Linked DNA regions of Homo sapiens: region 2 is linked to region 1. Evidence: read pairs that join two places in POLR2A ChIA-PET (ENCODE). Cell type or tissue: endothelial cell of umbilical vein. All regions are shown on one strand. Each heading gives the region's core, and the rest is flanking DNA. Links, peaks and the distances in the headings are about the cores only. Region 1 has its middle 60 kb from the start of NRAL. Region 2 has its middle 110 kb from the start of MTX2.

The links. ChIA-PET counts read pairs that join two places held together with the same protein. Peaks named below come from ENCODE experiments on the same cell type or tissue, not always from the same donor. Only the 100,000 strongest peaks of a DNase experiment are listed, where the experiment ranks them.
Region 2: POLR2A ChIA-PET joins it to region 1 with 6 read pairs; 2 of 35 experiments call an interaction of 5 or more read pairs at or near these places.

Annotation. Positions count from the first base shown.
Region 1 is chr2:176,442,345-176,452,145 of GRCh38, reverse strand. No RefSeq gene overlaps it. Among named protein-coding and RNA genes, the nearest start is that of NRAL, 60 kb to the left of the region's middle. RefSeq lists a silencer at 1,931-2,225 and an enhancer at 1,791-2,398. In endothelial cell of umbilical vein, for the core only: no CTCF peak of the experiment used is centred there; DNase peaks (open chromatin) are centred at 5,045 and 5,905; H3K27ac peaks cover 1,658 bases.
Region 2 is chr2:176,378,392-176,388,192 of GRCh38, reverse strand. No RefSeq gene overlaps it. Among named protein-coding and RNA genes, the nearest start is that of MTX2, 110 kb to the right of the region's middle. In endothelial cell of umbilical vein, for the core only: no CTCF peak of the experiment used is centred there; no DNase peak of the experiment used is centred there.

The sequences.
Region 1 (9,801 bases), core at 3,044-7,043:
AGAGATTTTACTATATAATCATATGTTTGCTGACATATTTCAAGCTCCCTTTACATGCCCAACACTGGGCTAGGAGCAACAGAGAGAAATAAGGCATAGTTCTTGCCTTCAAGGGACTTGCAGTCTGGTGGAGCGGAGGTCAAGGAGACCAGCCTTCACACACAGGATGCTGTGGACACCAGAGGGGAGTGCAGGGAGGGGAGCCTAACTTAGCTGAGGCTGTCTTGCAGAAAGCTTTGCGAGCCACCTGATCCTTAACAAACCTAGAAAGGAGGTTCTAGGCATCAGGAACTGCACCAAAGCATACAAGCACATGGAACAAATAGATACTGCAAGAAGCAAAGCTTACTCATGGGGAAATCATGAGAGATGATTCAAAGGTGGACAAGAGCCAGACTGTGAGTGGCCATGCTAAAGAATGAGAATTATAGGCCGGTCACAGTGGCTCACACCTGTAATCCCAGCACTTTGGGAGGCCAAGGTGGGCAGATCACCTGAGGTCAGCCTGGCCAACATGGTGAAACCCAATCTCTACTAAAAAAACAAAAAAATAGCCTGGCATGGTGGTGGGTGCCTGTAATCCCAGCTACTTGGGAGGCTGAGACAGGAGAACCACCTGAAATCAGGAGGTGGAGGTTGCAGTGAGCTGAGATCATGCCACTGCACTCCAGCCTGGGCAACAAGAGTGAAACTTCCTCTCAAAAAAAGAATGAGAATTGTAGACTCCAGGAGAAAGGAAACCACTAAGGTATGAGCTTGAGAGTGATACAATCAGAGTTGAATCTTAGAAAAATCATCTGGCAAGAGTGCAGGAGCTTATTGCCAAGGGTTGATCTGACAGTAGAAAGACCATAACCTGGGCTCACTTTGCAACTCCTTTCCCAAAGTGAATTTTCACCTGACATTAAAGAAACATCCCAGCAGCCCACATTTATAGGGGCCAATGGCTCTAACACTGACTCCTCCTACCTGCGTAGATGAAGCAGGGCCATGAATTATTTGCAGCTCTTTTCTTAAAGAGATGGAATCCATTTTCCTACTCCTTGAATCAGGGCTGCGCTTGTGACTTACTTTGACCAACAGAAGTGTTGTTGTGAGGCTTCCAAGCCCAGGCCTTAAGAGATCTTGCAGCTTCCACTCTCACTCTTCTGAAACACCGCTATCACCATATAGGAAAGCCCAAGCTAGCTTCCTTGAGGATAAGGCCAAGTAGAGAGGCCCAGACAGCAAGCTGTTCCAGCAATTCACTCACATATGAATGAGATGGTCCCCACCAGCCAGCCTCCAAGCAACCCACCAATCAATTGCCACATAGGTGACTCCAGGAGGCAAGATAAGCAGAAGAACCATGGAGATGAACCCAGCACAAATTACAAAATCAAGAAATTAATGGTTGTTGTTTCACACCGCTATCTCTTGAGTGGTTAGTTACCCAACAATAAATAACTGGTCCTCCTTTATACTGCAATTTGTGAAAGCTGGCACTGGAACAACAAGCTGTCCAGATATTTGCAAGAATTAATACTGTCTGGAGGGTAAATAGACGCCATATCCCTAGAGCAGAAGGGGTTTCTGCAGGGATTGTCTGAGTCTCCTTCCCTCCAGAGTGCCAATTAGGATGGCTGACTTGCTCTAACTTATATCTAACTATAAATGCACTGTCTGATTGATAGGACATCAATGTTAATTAATAATTCATAGTATGGTCAGACTTTTTCACATGTAATCACAACTTTACATCTCAAGAAATGCCCCTGTAGCTAGTTGGAAAGCAGCTTTTCCTTCAGATTCTGACTTTCAAAAAAAGTTATCACAGTCTCTCAGAGTAGAATTTGGAGAAAGTGTGTGAAAAAGTCAAAGTTGACAAGAAATGCCATTTTTCTCCTTGGTGCATGATGCCTTTCCTGCAGAATGTAGCTTTCATGTGAACAAACCCCACTGCAGGGACAGACAAGGAGAAGACAAAATGATTCGGTATTTACAGCCTCTCCCATTAACCACTCAGATTCCAGATGGTGGAAAGTCGGGGAGGAGCCCTGAAACAGGCGCTTGAAACCAAAGCTGATGCTATTGAAATTCATGGCATCCAAATTCCTGAATCTGCATCAAAAGGGAGAGAGCCTTGTTGCCACACACTTGAACTCATTTTGAACCTGCAGGAATTCTCTGTAGCATACTACCAAGCTTTATCTTTGTTCCATACATCTAAAGTTAAGTTTCTATCTTTTTTGTCACCACATCATACCAAAACAGCTAGACAGATTTTTATCAATTTTGAGGATGTGTTTAGGATGTCCCAACTTGAAGAAACAGGCCATGGGGCTTGCAAACATGCAAGTCACTACAGGAGGCCCTGGGGAGCAGGTAAAAATGAGACAGGAGAGGTGCTGATAACTACTAATCTGAGATATGGCAAGGAAGAAAACAAAATGGAGTTTCAGATGCGAGCCCAAACTGAAACTCATGAAGGCCTCTCAACTGCAAGCATCAGTTCAAGATAGAACTGCTTCTCGAGAAGCTGCATTTATGGTGTCCTCCCTATGACCAGCAGCAGGGATTTATTCATTTAATGAGGGTTAAAGAGTCTTCCCAGTAACACAGGGGAGACCAGTGAGTGTAAGAAATACATATGGGCAGTGTACCTTGAGAGACACACTTTTTGGAAACAAAGACATATTCAAAGCTGAGTTCAAATATGTTCCCCTCATGGCTCGTGGCGAGCATTTAATAAACAATAGTTGAATGAATGAAGAAATGATTGGATGGGTGACTGAGTGAATGAATGAAGGAATGATTGGATGGGTGACTGAGTGAATGAATGAAGGGATGAATGTTGTCTGGGGAGCTGTGAAAGGTAGAGAAGCAAAAGGGAACTTCTGGCAATACCCTTCACAGAAAGCCAAGCCTTGTTAGCGGGGCTTTACATTGAATGGCATTTTTAGTTTCATTATCTAATAGTGTTGAACATTCTCAAACTATATTTAAAAGATCTAAAATATAAAACAGTGGCTTTAAAAGGCAAACATTATACTCCTTCTGTAGTACTTTTTATAAGATCTGTTTACCTCGTGCTTAATATTGGCAATGCCACTGTTCCTGCAATGAATTGACAAAACAGTTCAATACACCTCATTTAGAACCATTATGGGGCATTTCATCAAAGATCTGGTTATGAACGTCCCCAAAGAAAGGATCAATTAGATTTTTATTATGCTTGGGAAAGATTTATTTAAGAAAAAAAAATCCCTATAAAATGGAGGGGACAGATAAAGTGTGACCAGGGCAAAGGACACATTCCATTTTATGCCACTGAAGATAAATATAATTTTTATTTTAACAATAGTCTATTCCCACATATATTATCCATGTAATTGTTTATGTTTCAAAACCCACTTCATAGCAGTTTTACAAGTGGCAGAGATAGACTATTCTCAAGAGGTTGTGCTCAAGAACTGCCTTAAAGAGAAAACGGCACTATAATTAGCGCATTTGGTACATTAGCGATAAAGCACTCCTTGGAGGGCAAGACAGGCCCATAGCCCACCAAACTCCTCCCTCTTGGAAGAGTGCTAGAGTGAGGCTCTCTGGTGGCTCACACATTGCTACAATTGGGTCAAGGTTCTCCTGCATCGTGGTCTTAGGTAAAGATACCATGAAACATTTAATCATGTATTTATTTTCTCTACACAAAATGTATTAATTTAGCCTTAATTTGATTTTGTTTAGTCTCATATAGTTTTATAACTTGATAAGAAAAACATTTCTACTTGGCTTTAATATTTTTCATTATACCTGCCAAGTCAATAATTTGAAGAAAGCTGGATAAAATTTTCAAAAATTTTTGGATTTATATTGTTTCCCCAGTTTTGTTCAGCCTTATCAATAAGCTCTTATTCTTATTGTCCTCTATACAAATCTTAGAGGCATGTAATCTCAAGGCAGGCACTTGAGAAGAGCAAACATTGTTTCCCTATAGGTATCAGTCAAGATTCTTTGGGTACAAGCCAGAGAAACAGACTCTGGCTAATGCAAGAAGCAGGTTATGGGAAGGATACAGCTCATGGAGAGGAGGGCGAGAAGAGCAGAAACTCAGACAGTACCAGTGACCTCCCTCTCAGAGCCCCAGACTCGGTTCCACCCATCTTCAGTCTCTCAAGATAGGGAACCTGATTGGCCCAGCTTGGGTCTAAAATCTCTATCCTTGAACCAATCAGATGAGGTCAGGAGCTAGGGATGAAACCGCAGACAGGGTCACTAAGGGTACTATGAGCTGCACAGCCATCCTCTCTCATGTCCACTACACTCTAGACTTGTATCTTGTAAATATTGCCTAAGTTACTTTTATTGCATCATATCTGACAATAATAAGTGCTTATATTTTTGTAGAATAAGCTCAAAAACAGGCATTTGTGCAGTTTTACAGTTTTAAAATACTTGATATATATTATTATTATTAATAGCAAAGTATTATAAACAGCAAAAGCTATCATTTCTAACAGTAAATCACCACTTACATGCTTACAAGGTGCAGGGCTGGTGCTAAACACTGAATAAATTGTTACAACAAACTAACAGGTTTGTGTCATTATTAAGTTTGTTAGATATTTCAAGAATAAATAAAGTAAAATAATACATATAAAATTTAAGTTCTATCTCATATATGGATTTATTTGAGCTTCCCAAGACCCTGTTGAAATAATAATTACTCACAATACACACAGTCAAGGATAAAAAGACCCAGAGAGCCAGAGTGCCTGCTCTGTACCTATAAATGACAGAATCCTCATCCCCTACCTGCTCGTCCAGTGCTCTTTACAATGTAAGGACAACAGAACTTGAGAGGATCTATCAATAAGGACACTTCTAGAGCTTTGCCTATCTTAAACAAACTCACTCGTAGTTCATAGGCTCAGGAGTAATTATGGAGATAAATTCTTACTGGGTCGGATTTCAGTTTTGTTTATTTCCTTTGACAGGAAGAAGGAGGAAGTGAATTCATTAGGGTACAGTCTAAACTGCTATAACTAATAGACTCAAAAGTTAAGTGACTTAATTTCTTTCATACCTGTGTCTGGAGTGAGCAGGCCAGGACAGGGAGAGCAGTCTTACCCTCCTGCACCTGTGGCTTCAAGTTATCACCATTTTCCAGCCAGTGGGAAGGAGGAAGAGGGATGTTTAGGACATGTAGCTTAGGCTTTAAGGCCCAGAATTTGTGCATTCTCACATTAGCTCACATCCTATTGACTCAAATATAGTCACATAACCACACCTAACTGCAAGGGAAGCTGGGAAATACACTCTCTAGCTGAGCCAGACTGCCCAGCTAAAAGTTATGGGATGCTGTTTCTAAAAGAGAGGAGGGGAACATCGAAATCAGGGGAAATGAACCATTTTTGGCCCAAGGAGTATTTTTATGTGTTCTTTCTTTAAGCAATCAGAATTTGAGAAAAATACCCCATAACCAGGGTCAGATCTAGATTTTTCTGGAGCCTGAAGCTCATATAATCAGGGTGGAGGCAGGAGCAAAGATCTTTCTCAGGGAAAATAATACAAAAATATCTAACTTTTGGAAATGTTGCAAAGCATATGATATTGTGACCACATTGCTAAGACCCTTCCAAGGCCTTGTATGGGTGGGGTCTGTACACAAGTGAGAAGCCCAGAAGCTTAAGCCTCATTAACTTTGGGGAAAACCGGTTTATGCCTGCAACAGTTACATTCTTCTAACTTCTTGTTCCTGCAAACTTATGATCACATAAAAGCTGTTATCCTGTATCTGGAATAAATGTTGGGTCAGTGACAGAAACAGTTTGATTTTTACTGTAGCCGGTTCAGTTAGTCTCTCCGCCTGGTGGCCCAGCTGGTGGTTAAGAGGCCTTTAGTGAGCAATACTGACCAGTTGGTCTCTGCTTGGCCATAAATAAACACAGCCAGAATAATGACTCATAGAAAGCAAATGGTAATGTTTGTTTGATGGTTTGTTTCATTTTGTTTAAGCTGAATTGGAAGAGCTGGTTCCTATTCATCACCATTCCAACCAGCATTGTGGGCTAGGCAAGAGGGAGCCGGTGGCCGGTGCCCTCTGGGCCTCAGGTCCAGAATCAGTAAAATGAGGAGCAGAGCTGAACCCTGCTCATGGCTCCTACAATGAAGTGAAGATGCTGGTGGAATCTTAGTGAAATGTGCTCTAACCTGCTCCTCTTCATGGGCCTGAGCCTAAAGAAAAACAATCTATCATTGCAATGGCCTCTTAACCATTTGCCCACAGCAAATAACAAAGCATGGCAGGCACAATTTACTAAATTTACCTTAAACAGGGGAGAGAAAGCTGGTTGCAAGTCACTCTTCCTAGAATGCTCTTCTCCATTAGATATTTCCAAAAGTGACAGTTCTTAGTATAGCTCACTCATTCCATTCATTCATTCTATGACCATTTATTTTTACCTGCTCTATGGAGGTAGACCAGAGAACATAGGAATGGACAAGGGAAGGGCATTGAAACCAAGGATTTGTACATACACACACACACACACATACACACACACACAAAATGCAGGGTAAGAAGGGCTGGGCCAGAGTTATGCATAGAGCCATGGGTACTCATGCATAATCTGGAACTAGAAGTAGGGTACAGGTGTCCCATCAAGTGAGGACGGTTGAGATTAGTCCCCATTCAGTTTTATTTTTCTTCCTAAGTCACCAGGCTGGTGTGACCCTTTACAGAGTACTGAGTCTCTCTCTTGCATGATACCAATCACATGCCCCTGCACGGTACTCTACAATGCCCTTCTCTCTCCCGTTGTAATATAAGCTGTGGAGGATGACGGGAGGAATATGAGCAGTGTGCATGTGGAAAGAACACTAATATTTATTAAGTGTCTATTTTAAGTCAGTTTACATATTTTGTTTCATTTAAATCATTTAAAAAAAAACTCAATGAGGAAGATAATATCCACATTTCACAGATAGGAAAACTGAGGCTTCAAAAAAGCTTGGGAATTTGTCCAGGCTCATGTAACTAGTAATGGTAGAGTGAGGACTTGAGACTGGTCCTTTCTGACCACAAAGCCAATATACTTTCTAGATAACAGACCTACTCCTTTCTCTTTTACCCCATAGTACATAGTACACTTAATTACTATTTGTTAATAAGGGAATCTTTCTACTGAAACATCTGTCTCACTGGGCCTTTCTTCTTGGGCCTTGTTTAAATTAGTAACAAGGAAACCTACCACAGCTGTTTTCTCCTGATAGAGACATCCATCAGTTCAGGACAACGATGTAAACTACTTTGGCAGAAGTCATTAAATAATGATCGCTTGGCAACAACTCTAACCTATCCACATGAAAAAAGGATATTACCCTCCGGAATATTATTTCATGATGGGTGCTGGGAAACCTATGCTCTGTACCTTTGGTTCTTAAGAAAACAAACAAACAAACAAACAAACAAAAAACAATGAAAAGAAGAATAAAACAGCTCATGATTACTGGAAGTATTTTTTTTTTTTACCACACAAACTGATTTCTGCATTGAATGGCAGATATGTGATTTCATTTGGCCGGTTGCAGTCACACCAAAAGCAAATTTTCTTTTTTACCAAATTCTATTATATTTCCTATTACTGGGGCATGGGAAAATATTACCTAGTATTTCCCATTTAGTGTTCTTAGAAGAGAATCATCTATCTTCTGTTCTAAGAAAAAGTAACTAGGTATGTTTTTTAGTTAGTATTAATATTCTAACCACTAAGTTCCATGTGCTATTATATAAATAATACAAAATAGGTTATTGAAAATTTGATAAAAACACTTGGCCATATGATATATATATATTGTTCACATCACAGAAGTTAGACTAGCACAATGAATTTAAGCTGATTTAAGGTTTTGTGTCTGTGCACACAAATTCAGCAGTTCTGTGTTCTGATGCTCTTTCCAAACTCTGAGCCCCAGAAGTATGCAACTTTGCATGAAATATTTGAAATAACTTATGTTAATAGTCACACTTTTATTGAAATCCAACTCATTTTTTAAAAACTGAAATCCTTAGCACACTCTAAGGGAAGACTCAAGACTCCTCTTCAAGTGATTCAAGAGAAAGCTAACATAGGCTGATAAAGATTGTTCTAACAAAACGGTAATCTATATAAGTGGAGCTGTTGGCTATGGCTATCAGAGCAGCAACAGCAGCCGACTGGGAAGGTGAATTGAAGCAGTCAGTTGGAAGGAGAGGATGCTACCCCAGTAATAATTTAGGGAGAAAAAGATAGCTATTTCCTATTAGTTCATGTAAAGGTAATCAGAACTTTTAAAACTCCAGCTCTAGTATACTTTAATACTTGCCCAGATTTGGTGAAAAGCAGGATTACCCCCATTTTTGGTTTTGGTTTTTCAAGTGTGGGCATTTTTAGTTACCTTCTTTTTTTTTTTTTTTTTTTTTTGTGAGAGGGAGTCTCACTCTTGTTGCCCAGGCTGGAGTGCAATGGTGCGACCTTGCGACCTTGGCTCACTGCAACCTCTGCCTCGTGGGTTCAAGTAATTCTCCTGCCTCAGCCTCCCAAGTAGCTGGGATTACAGGTGCCTGCCACTACGCCCAGTTATTTGTATTTTTAGTAGAGACGGGGTTTTGCCATACTGGCCAGGCTGGTCTTGAACTCCTGACCTCAGGTGATCCACCCACCTCAGCCTCCCAAGGTGCTGGGAATACAGGCGTGAGCCACCGTGCCTGGCCTAGTTACCTTCTTTAATGAACCCCAGAATCATAGAGTTCATGTATCTCTACAAACATACTTCATAATTTGTTAGTCCATTTGTATCACTGTAAAGGAATACCTAAGTCTGAGTAATTTATAAAGAAAAAAGATTTAATTGGCTCACAGTTCTGCAGGCTGCACAAGCATGGCACCAGCATCTGCTCCTGGTGAAGACTTCAGGGAGCTTCCAAACACGGTGGAAGGTGAAAAGGGAGCAGGCATGTCCCATAGCAAGAGCAGGAGCAAAAGAGGAAGGAGGAGGAGCCAGCTCCTTTAAACAACCAGCTCTCATGAGAACTAACACAGTGAGAACTCACTTATTACCATGGGCAGGGCACCAAGCCATTCATGAGAGATCCACCCCCATGACCCAAACATCTGCCACCAGACCCCACCTCCATTACGGATCCCATTTCAACATGAGATTTGGAGGGAACAAACATCCAAACCACATCAGAGTTGAAGACAGCAAGGTAGAGAGAAGCAAAGTGACACATTCAGGTTCACAACCCTTTGGAAAAGCCAAGATGAGATGCCAGTCCTCTAGACTAGGGTTTCCCAACCTCGGCACTATTAACATTTTAGATAACTCTTTGTTGTGGGAGGCTTTGTTGTATTATATTGTGTATTGGACAGTAATCTTCTCATTCTGAGCCTATTTATAAAGGAACTGATTCCAAACTCCAACCCATCTCTGGTCTGCTTCTGTTTACATTAGCAACGTGTGCATTGTAGGATCTTTATCAGCATCCCTGGTCTCTACCCACCGTATGTCAGTAGCACCCATCTCGCAGTTGTAACAACCAAATACATCTCCAGGTTTTGCCACATGTTCCCTGGGAACCAAAACCAACCCAGTTGAGATCCATTGCTCTTGACTTACTTTGATTTGCCTAGTGATTCTTAGCTCCAAACCAGTCCCAGTTATGACCCAGATTGCTTTAGGTCATTTGCCCATTTCAGAGAAGTCCCTCTTTCTCTTTAGAGGAATTGTGGTGCACTAGAAAGGGCACAGAGTCTTGTGCCCCTGGAAAATATAGGTTTT
Region 2 (9,801 bases), core at 3,644-7,643, 65 kb after region 1:
GGGCTTTCATTTGTCCTAGACTTCAAGGGCTTTTTCTGCAGACACTACCCCTGCCATGTTCCTGCAAACAAAGAAGCACATGAATGTTGGATGACATCAGAAAATGTAACAAATAAACATTCATTCTTTCAACAAATGTGTACTGAGCACAGACTATGTGCCATGCACTGTGCTTGCTGTTGGAAATACAAAGCTTATAGTTTAACAGGGTGACAAATAAACTGATGGAATGTGGCAAATGCTCTTCTAGACATAACCACATGATGCTACATGGAAAAAGAGCACATACCCAGATGACTGGGCTCAAGTAAGCTAAAAGAAGTGCTGGGAGGGCCAAGTGCAATGGCTCACACTTATAGTCCCAGCACTTTTGGAGGCCGAGGTGGGCAGATCACTTGAGGTCAGGAGTTCAAGACCAGCCTGGCCAGCATGGTGAAACCCCATCTCTACTAAAAATACAAAAATTAGCTGGATGTGGTGATGCATGCCTGCAATTGCAGCTAGTCAGGAGGCCGAAGTAGGAGAGTTGCTTGAACCCAGGAGGCCAAGGTTGCAGTGAGCCAAGATCATACCACTGTACCCCAGCCTGGAAGACAGAGCAAGACTCCATCTCAAAAACAAAAACAAACAAACAAACAAAAGTGGTGGGAGTTTGGTAGATGTAGATAGGTTGAAAGGATTTGGTGTTCCGCAAAGGAAGAAAAAAGACCGATGGGCAGGCCATGGAGTTCTAAAGAGGCTGTTCTATGTGGTTGGAATGCAGAGATGAAGAGATGCAGTCTGGAAGTGGCGAAGGGATAGAGGTGAAGGCTTGTTCTTACCCTCCTGAACGCAATGGTAATTAATACATCAACATCTGAAAAACTGCATGCTATTCTGGTCCTTGCACTCAATATCCAGATATGGCTGGAAACATGTGGGTGAAGCAGTTTTCACGGAAGAAAGACTTAAAAGATTTGAACTCCCACCTAATAAGGCCTAAAAGAGAAATGTACCAAAATCTATGAAATTAAGAAAAGTCATAAATAAGGTAACATGATGTACTTATTCATTAAATCCCAGACATCAAATGCTGGGCAAAATCCAGCCAACCAGGTCATTTTATACATTAATCCCATCTAAAGTAAACATCTCCTAAATTTAATGATCATAAAGATCCCGAGGTGGTCATTAAAAATACAGATTCTCAGACCTCATGCCAGCACTCGCCACCTTGCCTCACTCTCCTACCAACCTCCTGAATCAGAATCTCCAAGAGACAGGCCTGGGAATTTGTATGTTAACAAATGACTCAGAAGGTTCTTATGCTTTGGAAAAAATTTGGGAAACACTGTTCTAAAAGGATAGGCTGAAACTCCTATAGTCAATAGTATTCTTACAAAAAGGTGCACCTGGCCAGCAGTGTGTCTTGCACATGCCTATTATCAGTTCCCCAGATAGCTTGGATACCTTTGAAGGGTGATATGGATGAAAAGTACAGAAGATGTTCAATAAATTGGGATGTCTCATGATGGCCAGGGCTATTTGCAAGTTACATTACTTATCTCAGACCACTGGCCTCACCAGCCTATGGAGACCAAAAGGGTTTAAGTAACATTTTATATAGATAGATGATGATAGATAGATAGATAGATAGATAGATAGATAGATAGATAGATAGATGATAGATAGAGAGAGAGAGAGAAAGAGAGAGAGAGAGAGAGAGTCTTGCCCTGTCGCCCAGGCTGGAGTGCAGTGGTGCAGTCATGGCTCACTGTAACCTCCACCTCCCAGGCTCAAGCGATTTTCCCACCTCAGCCTCCTGAGTAGCCGGGACCACAGGCAGACACCACCACGCCTGGCTAATGTTTGTATTTTTTGTAGAGATGGGGCTTTGCCATGCTGCCCAGGCTGGTCTCAAACTCCTGGGCTCAAGTGATCCTCCCACCTCGCCCTCCCTAAGTGCTGGAATTACAGGTGTGAGCCACCATATCTGGCCAACATTACTATTTGATTGTGGCCAGCTTAGTATTCCAAGGGCCTGTGCAAACCTGCAGCCTCCTTCAAATTGTCCCCTGATGTCTCCTCAACTTCTGCCACTAGAAACAAGTTTGTTCAAGGTCTTTCACTCAAGAATCATGCCAGAAGCTGGTAACTAGCAGCCATTCAAGAGAGTCACCACATGGTGGCTGCAGCTCCTGCTGTCCCCCTGTGTCCTCTTCCTCTCTTCCTCCAAATCCCCTTCTCGAAACCTTCTTCCTTCCTTCAGCCCTTAACGACCATAAATAGCTGGAGGAAGGGATGGAAACTTGCACTACATTCCCATTCCTGTCTTTAACTTACCCAGGACTTTGCTGCTACAAGACAACCCCCTAAAAAGGCATGGTCTTCACCTGCTTGTCACAGAAATGGATTCTCACATTCCTGACTCTCATTTTAGATAGCATCCCAAGCACATCAAACAGAGAGTTTTTAAAAATATATCTAGAATATAAATTGTTTTGCCAAATTTCAACTTGATGGCATTTGAAATACTTAACGTCAGAATCCATAAAATTATGGGACTTCAGCATCCTAGGAACCACTACAAGTTCTGGGAAGGAGAATGCCTTTCCTGGATTTGCAAAAGTCACTGGCATGTGGAAGACACATGCAGCTTAATGAATATAGTACACAGATGCTTCTAAAATGCACTTGCATTTCAATAGTTTGCAATAAGTGAAAGCATTCTAAGTAAGAGCTCAATTAACTAGATTCATAAACACAACTGTTTCACAACCTCAATCAAAACTCCAGAGGCTTAGGACAAGGGTCAGATTTTTATTAGTCTGAGTCAAATTTGATCCCTTGCTTTTTGGTCATTTTGCTGCTTGCTAAAACCTTCAACAAAGGCAGAGGAAAGATCACAAATCAATCAATAACAGATGTTGATTCCCTACGTAGTCCACTGTCTGAAACATCTGGATGTGGAAGGACCTCTTTCTGGATGATATAGAAGACTAAAAGAAGTTTCTTCTGGACAAAAATTTTTCATGTGCTAAACAAGGGCAACAATTGTAGAAATCATGTTTGCAATTCGGTAAAGGTGACCAGCAGTTTGGTCAAGACCAAAATCAGCCTACTATAGCCAAGTGACCTCTTAGAACAATTATATGAATTTCACAGACCAGTAAGAAGCCACCACTAAGCAGAGGCACTCCTGTGCACAACCTGCCCCTTTAAAAACACATATTGCCTTCATGTGATAAGTGTGTAGGCCTTTGATAATGGTAATTCTCCTACTCAGATGCTGGCCCAAGAATGGGACATGTTCGCCCTATCACTTCTGTTTCCCCATGTAATTAAGAACTGACCACTTGTAGATGTGGACCCTTATTTGGAAAAAGGGCTCATGCTCTAGAGGACATGTCAGACTTCTTTATAGATATCAACCTCTTTGCATTATTTAACATTTTTGTATTTCAAGCCTCTTTTCAAAATAAATTATAAGCTAACATACTTGTTCATCGGGCATGTTTGTGGACCCTAGACACGCATCAGTATTAGTTTCTTACTTCCCCTTCAATTCACTGGATAATAGATCTTAGTGCTGAAATGCTTCTTTCAATTAAACTTGCAGTAGATCTAAAGATTCGGATTGTAAGCTCATTACAATGGGAGCAACATAGGAGAACAATACCATTGCTAGTGGCCCTGGATACCCAGACTTAAGGGGGAGAATTCCTCACAACAAGTTTCAGATTGAACCTTTGTGTGAGTGGATTTAATTCTTATGGAAGAGACAGAATCAGACATCAAAATTCAATAAAAGGAAACTCTGGGCATGAAAAATGAGTAGTTGTAAAATATTTAACAGAAGCCAAATATTGAACTTGGACTTGCAACTTTGTTCCTATTGTGACCTGTTGGAGGTGAAATGGAAACACCCAGTCTCATGCTGAGCCAGACAGCAGAAAGTGGCCCCGTAATCCAGCTCAGAGTGACTGACTCCCTATGGACTGGGGGCAACAGAAAGGAAAGCAGCCTGGGGGTGTTTTCATTCCCAGAGTAGTTTCTCCTATTTCATTATTCCAAAGGTTCTAATGCTGAACAGGTAGGATGTACCAAGGCCTCCAGTCAGGGTTTACGCACTGATGTCCTAAAACACTTGTCCTAAAGCAAACACACAGGTTAGTACAGATTAGACATACTTCTGTACTAAACATCCTAGGTATGTACAAATATTGTGAGAATGTTCTCTTTCCAAGAATTCAAACAACTAGGGTTGCTAGATTTAGGAAATAAAAATACAGAACATCTTCGGTTAGACAGGAGAAATAAGGGGTTTTTTTTTAGGTCTATTTCACAGCATGATGACTATAGTTATTAATTGTTTGTTGTATATCTCATAATTAATAAGAGAGTAAATGTCAAATGTTCTCACCACAAAAAATGATAAGTAAGGTGATGGGTATGTTAATTAGCTTGATTTAATTATTCCATTTTTTATGCATATATCATAATATCACTTTTACCCCATAAATATATATGGTTATAACTTGTCGATTTACAATACAATTTTTAATTTATAATTTACAATTTAATTACAAAATTTTAACTTATAATTTACAATATAATTTCTTTAGTTACAATTAAAAAATACAGAACATCAGTTAAATTTGAATTTCAGATAAAGACTGAATTTTTTTAGTATAAGTATGCCTCATGCAATACTTGGGATATACTTATACTAAAAATATATTCATCCTCTATCTAAAATTCAAATTTAACTGGGCATCTTATATTTTGTCTGGTAGCTCTACCAGCTCACATCATAAGAGGACACCACAATTGAATCTACAGATGAGAAACTAAATTTGAAATAATTCATCTGTTCAATGTCACTGAGACCATTAGTGCTTAGGCAGAGAGCAGTAGATCTGATACAGTGGGAAAAGCACAATGATAATCTTGCCCTTGCCTAAAGTAGAAAGACATGCATGTGAGTTGATGCTTTTATTTTTGTTAAATACCCTTGAGTCAATATAATGCAAAACCATGATAGTTCACATTTTATAGTAACTTGTGTGAAACAGGAAGAAAGTCACCTCTATGGGAGTCTAGATGCATTTCTAACAAGACTACAATGACAAGGGGCTAAGTACACACCTCACTTATATTTAACATAGGGAAAGAAGAGATTGTCAATAAGGTGCTTATACTTAGAGATGGAAAATTTTGAGTGGGTTTATTTGCTGTGTGGTGTTTGGTGTTAAGCGTTTCTGTTTACATGTATGTTTGAGGGTTTTACTCCTTACAATAGAGTAAATCTCAGAAAGGCACAGAATATTGCACTGATCTGAACAAATTATTTTTTAAAGCCATCAATTAAAATAATAAAATTATAAACAATTGGGGGAATGCAGAATATGTATATATCTTTTTATATCTCAGTACCTGTGAAGAGCACAGAACACCTCTGATTAAGCATTTGTTTAAATTAAGAAATTAATTTATAGTAAAAATGCCAAGAGGAATTAATCAAAAATTATCATGTATAATTCATTTCCAGATCATGGAATATATTTGCGGCTAAGGAAATTATTTGGCTATCTACTGTAATTCTTGGACATTCTGAGGGGTTTTAGTATACCTTGAATCCTATTGTTTCCCATTATGCATCAGGAAATCAGAAACTGATTTCAAAATAAAATTGAGATTTAACTTTTAGTCTCCCCCTAATTATCTAGAAATCACATAACCACAAGAACTTCACTAGAATTGGTTTTTATGTCCCTACGTAGCCTGGCAGTGCCTGACTCACACAATAGGTACTCAGAAATCTGTGTTAAATTAGCTGGGCATGGTGGCAGGTGCCTGTAGTTCCAGCTACTTGGGAGGCTGAGGCAGGAGAATAGCTTGAACCCAGGAGGTGGAGGTTGCAGTGAGCCGAGATTGTGCCACTGCACTCCAGCCTGGGTGACACAGCGAGACTCCATCTCAAAAAAAAAAAAAAAAAAAAAAAAAAGCCAAGACCATTTCTGTGATTCCTGGATGTGTCAATCGGCATTAAAGACCAAAGAAAAATAGACAACAATGAGAGAAGAGACTACTACTGTTTTTGTTACACTTAACCAGCTCAGCATCTCTGAGATAAACATTAGTATGTTCTTTTTACAAATGAGGAAACTGACTTCCCCAAGTCATATGACTAGGAAGTAGTGGTGCTGAGATTTGAGCCCAGATCTGATTAATTTCAAAGGCTGAGCTTTGGCTAAGGCATTGTTACCCATCTCCATCCCCTGCCCCACCCACTACACCAAAGGCAGGTGGCTTACAGCAGGCCATCACTGCTAGTGTCTACTCAGTCCAGTGCACATATCTGACTAAGACTGGATCAGGTGGGCCTTTTCCTATATGAAAGGGCATCAGACAATCCTATCCCTTTATGTGATGAGAAATGCCAAAGTTAGGAAAAATCAACTCTAAAAATTGCAATGGGGCACATAAAATCAGGTTAACACAAAAAGAATAAGATATATTATTATTTCTTTCATTGTTATTTTTGGATTTCTGTTCTCTGTGTTTTTTCTAAGTAGTTTCCTAAAACATCAATGTCTCTGTCTGATTCCAACTTCCCAAATGGCTTTATCCCAATTACTCCTCCCTGCCACACCTGCTTCAGAAAACTTAATCTTCAAAATGCTCCTGAAATGGAACTTTCTCTATAGACTTTTTACCCTCTGAATAATAAGTACCTCCCACTCATCCTCCACTCCTTTCTGGAGTTAAGCAAGTTGATTATAAAGTTCATTTTGAGAGAACAAATAAACCAAAATACCCAGGAAATCAAAGAGCAACAGTGAGGAGTCTAGTCCTGCCTGGTATATCACATACCACAGTGCCTCAAGTACCACAAAGTGCTTAATGCACAGAACAATCAAACAAAATGTAAAACCCTGAAGCAGACCCAATTGCATATGGAAATCTAGTATATGATAAGGGCAGCATGTCAAGTCAGTGAAGAAAAAGATGGACTTTTTAGCAAGTAGCATTGGAATAACTAGAGAATTATATGTAAAAAAATAAATGTGGATGAAGTGGATGTATTCCTCATGCTACCCATCAGAACAGTTTCCACGTAAATAGATTTTACATGTAAAAATTGAAGCTACCCAAGTACTAGAGGAAAACATGGATGAATTCCTCCATAATGTGGATGGGTTTGATTGGTAAAATTTTATTTTATATAAATGTATATATATTTGAACAAACATTTTCATGTTTGTTCACATGGCAAGCAATACCATCCAAAAATAAAGATACAAATGACAAGGTGGAAAAAAGTAGAGAGAGAGAGAGAGAAAAAAAATGTTCAAAGATATAATTTTTTAATGGGCTAGTTAAAAAAACACCCAAAAGCAAATTACCCTTAACCATATGAAAAAGTATCAAATCTCACTCATAATAAGAGAAATAAAAATTAAAAGTACAATAAGGGAAGGACTTCTTGCTCCTGACCATAAGAGATTAACTGGTACCAGATGTGTCTTCCCACTGTAAACAACTAGAAAACTGAATAAAATATATGAAACCACTGTTTTCAGACATTGGCCAACAAGCAGCACATGAATGTGATCATAGATAGAAGGGAGATAATAAGATAAGCCCTACAATCACACAGTGTTTTGCCTGAGGGCACCTAGTGGACCATATTATAGGAAGGGGGAAGCCAAGCAAAGCAGAGTGTTCTCACCAGGTTAAGACAAAAACTGAAGATCAGAAAGGATAAGGTGGCAAAAATTTGTGGTGTACAGTGCTACGAAGGAGAGAACTCTGCAGAGAAAGTTTCAAAATTTGCACAAGGGTTTCCTTGAGTCTTTGGCTATATGCTAAGTACACATGAGGAGGGTAAAATATCCAAGCAAAAAACTAATAGAAAACTGTAAGCTAGATATGTGCTAGAATTTCAAAAGGGCTAAGAGATTCAAAATCTGACCAACAGAATTTAAAACCTTGTTGAAATTTCAGGTCGTTCAGTAAAAACCCCAAAGGATCACTCTTTAAGAGTAAATCTAAACTAGCCATAGAGTAAAGACTATCTCTAGAACTAACGTAAGAAAGCTTAAAAACAAGCCTCAGAAGGATCGAGCTGATCTTGAAGCTTACTGCAAAATCAAATTTTAATACTCCTTAAAGGTAGACAACAAAATCCAGACACTTAGTAATGTAATATTCAAAACATTCAACATTTTATCAAAATTTAAAAGACGTAGAAAGAATCAGGAAAACCTGACCCATAACTAAAAGAAAAATCAACCACTAGAAACAGATCATTAAATAACAGAAATGGTGGAATTAGCAAAAAGACTTTAAAGCACCTCTTATAAATATCTCAAAAATTTAAAGAAAACCATTAAAATAATGAGGAAGAAAATAAAAATTTTTTTTTAAAAAAAGAGCCAGGTAAATGTCTAAAGCTTAAAAATACAATACCTGAAGTGAAAAATTAATTCATAAGATGGGATAAGTAGGAAATTAAACACTGAAAACATCAATGAACTTAAAGACGTAGCAATAGAAGATATCCAAATTGAAGTATGGAAAGAAAAAAAATGATTAAATAAAAGTTTAACACAGGGTCTTGTTGACATCTGGGACGATAACAAGCAGTCCAACGTACACATATTTGTATTTCCAGGAATAAAAAGAGAGGAAAAACAGAAAATAGTATTTGAAGAAAAACAATGGCTACACATTTTCCAAACTTGAAAAAAACAACTCCAGAGATTCCAGAAGTTTAACAAACCTAGCAAGAATAAGAACACATACACATGTGCACACATGCACACACACACATGCACACACACACAACACAATCCACAAGGCACATTATGATCAAATTGCTGAAAACTAGGAAAAAATAGAAAATCTTATACAGCCAGAGGAAAAAAAGACATTACAAAAATAGAAACAACAACAACAACAAAAGAATGAGCACAGATTTCACATCCAAAACCATGTAACACGATGGTAAAACAGTATCCTTAAAATGTTTAAGGAACGAATTGCCAAGTTAAAATTCTACACCTAAGGAAATAGTATTTAAAATGGAAGCATATAGATACTTTTAGGGACAAATAAAAGCTAACATAATTTGTCATCAACACACCTGCCCTGCAAGAAGGGTTTAAAGGAAGTTCCTCAAAGAATTAAAAACTTGAAATAATAAATATGTGGATATATATGAAAGATTTGTTGCTTATTTATTAATTTCATTAAAAGATAACTGACTCTTCAAAGCAAAAATAATAACAGTGTATTGTGAGGTTTATAATATATGTATCAACAAAATTAATGACAATAAGAGCCGAAAGATTGGAGGGGGAAAAGGAAAATATACCATTGTAAGGTCCTTACATTATTCAGGAAGTGGTATATTATTATTTAAAGTTAGATTGTGACAAGATAAAGATGCTTATTGCAAAGCTTATACAACTACTAAAAATATAACAATAATAAAAGACACATAACTAAAAAGCCAATAGTAATATTCAATTGAAATACAAAAAAATTTCACTTAATCCCGAATGAGACAGAGATAAAGAAAAAAGGAGCAAAGAACAGATATGATTAATAGAAAACAAAAAGGAATATGGTAGACTTAAACCCAAACACATCAATGATTACATTAAATGTAAATGGAATAAAGACTCCAATTAAAAGGCAGAGATTTTCACATTGAATTATTTAAAAAGTAATATCCAACTATATGCTATTTAAATAAATATGCATTAAGTTAAAAAGTAAAAGGATGGGGAACAATATACCATGTAAACAGTA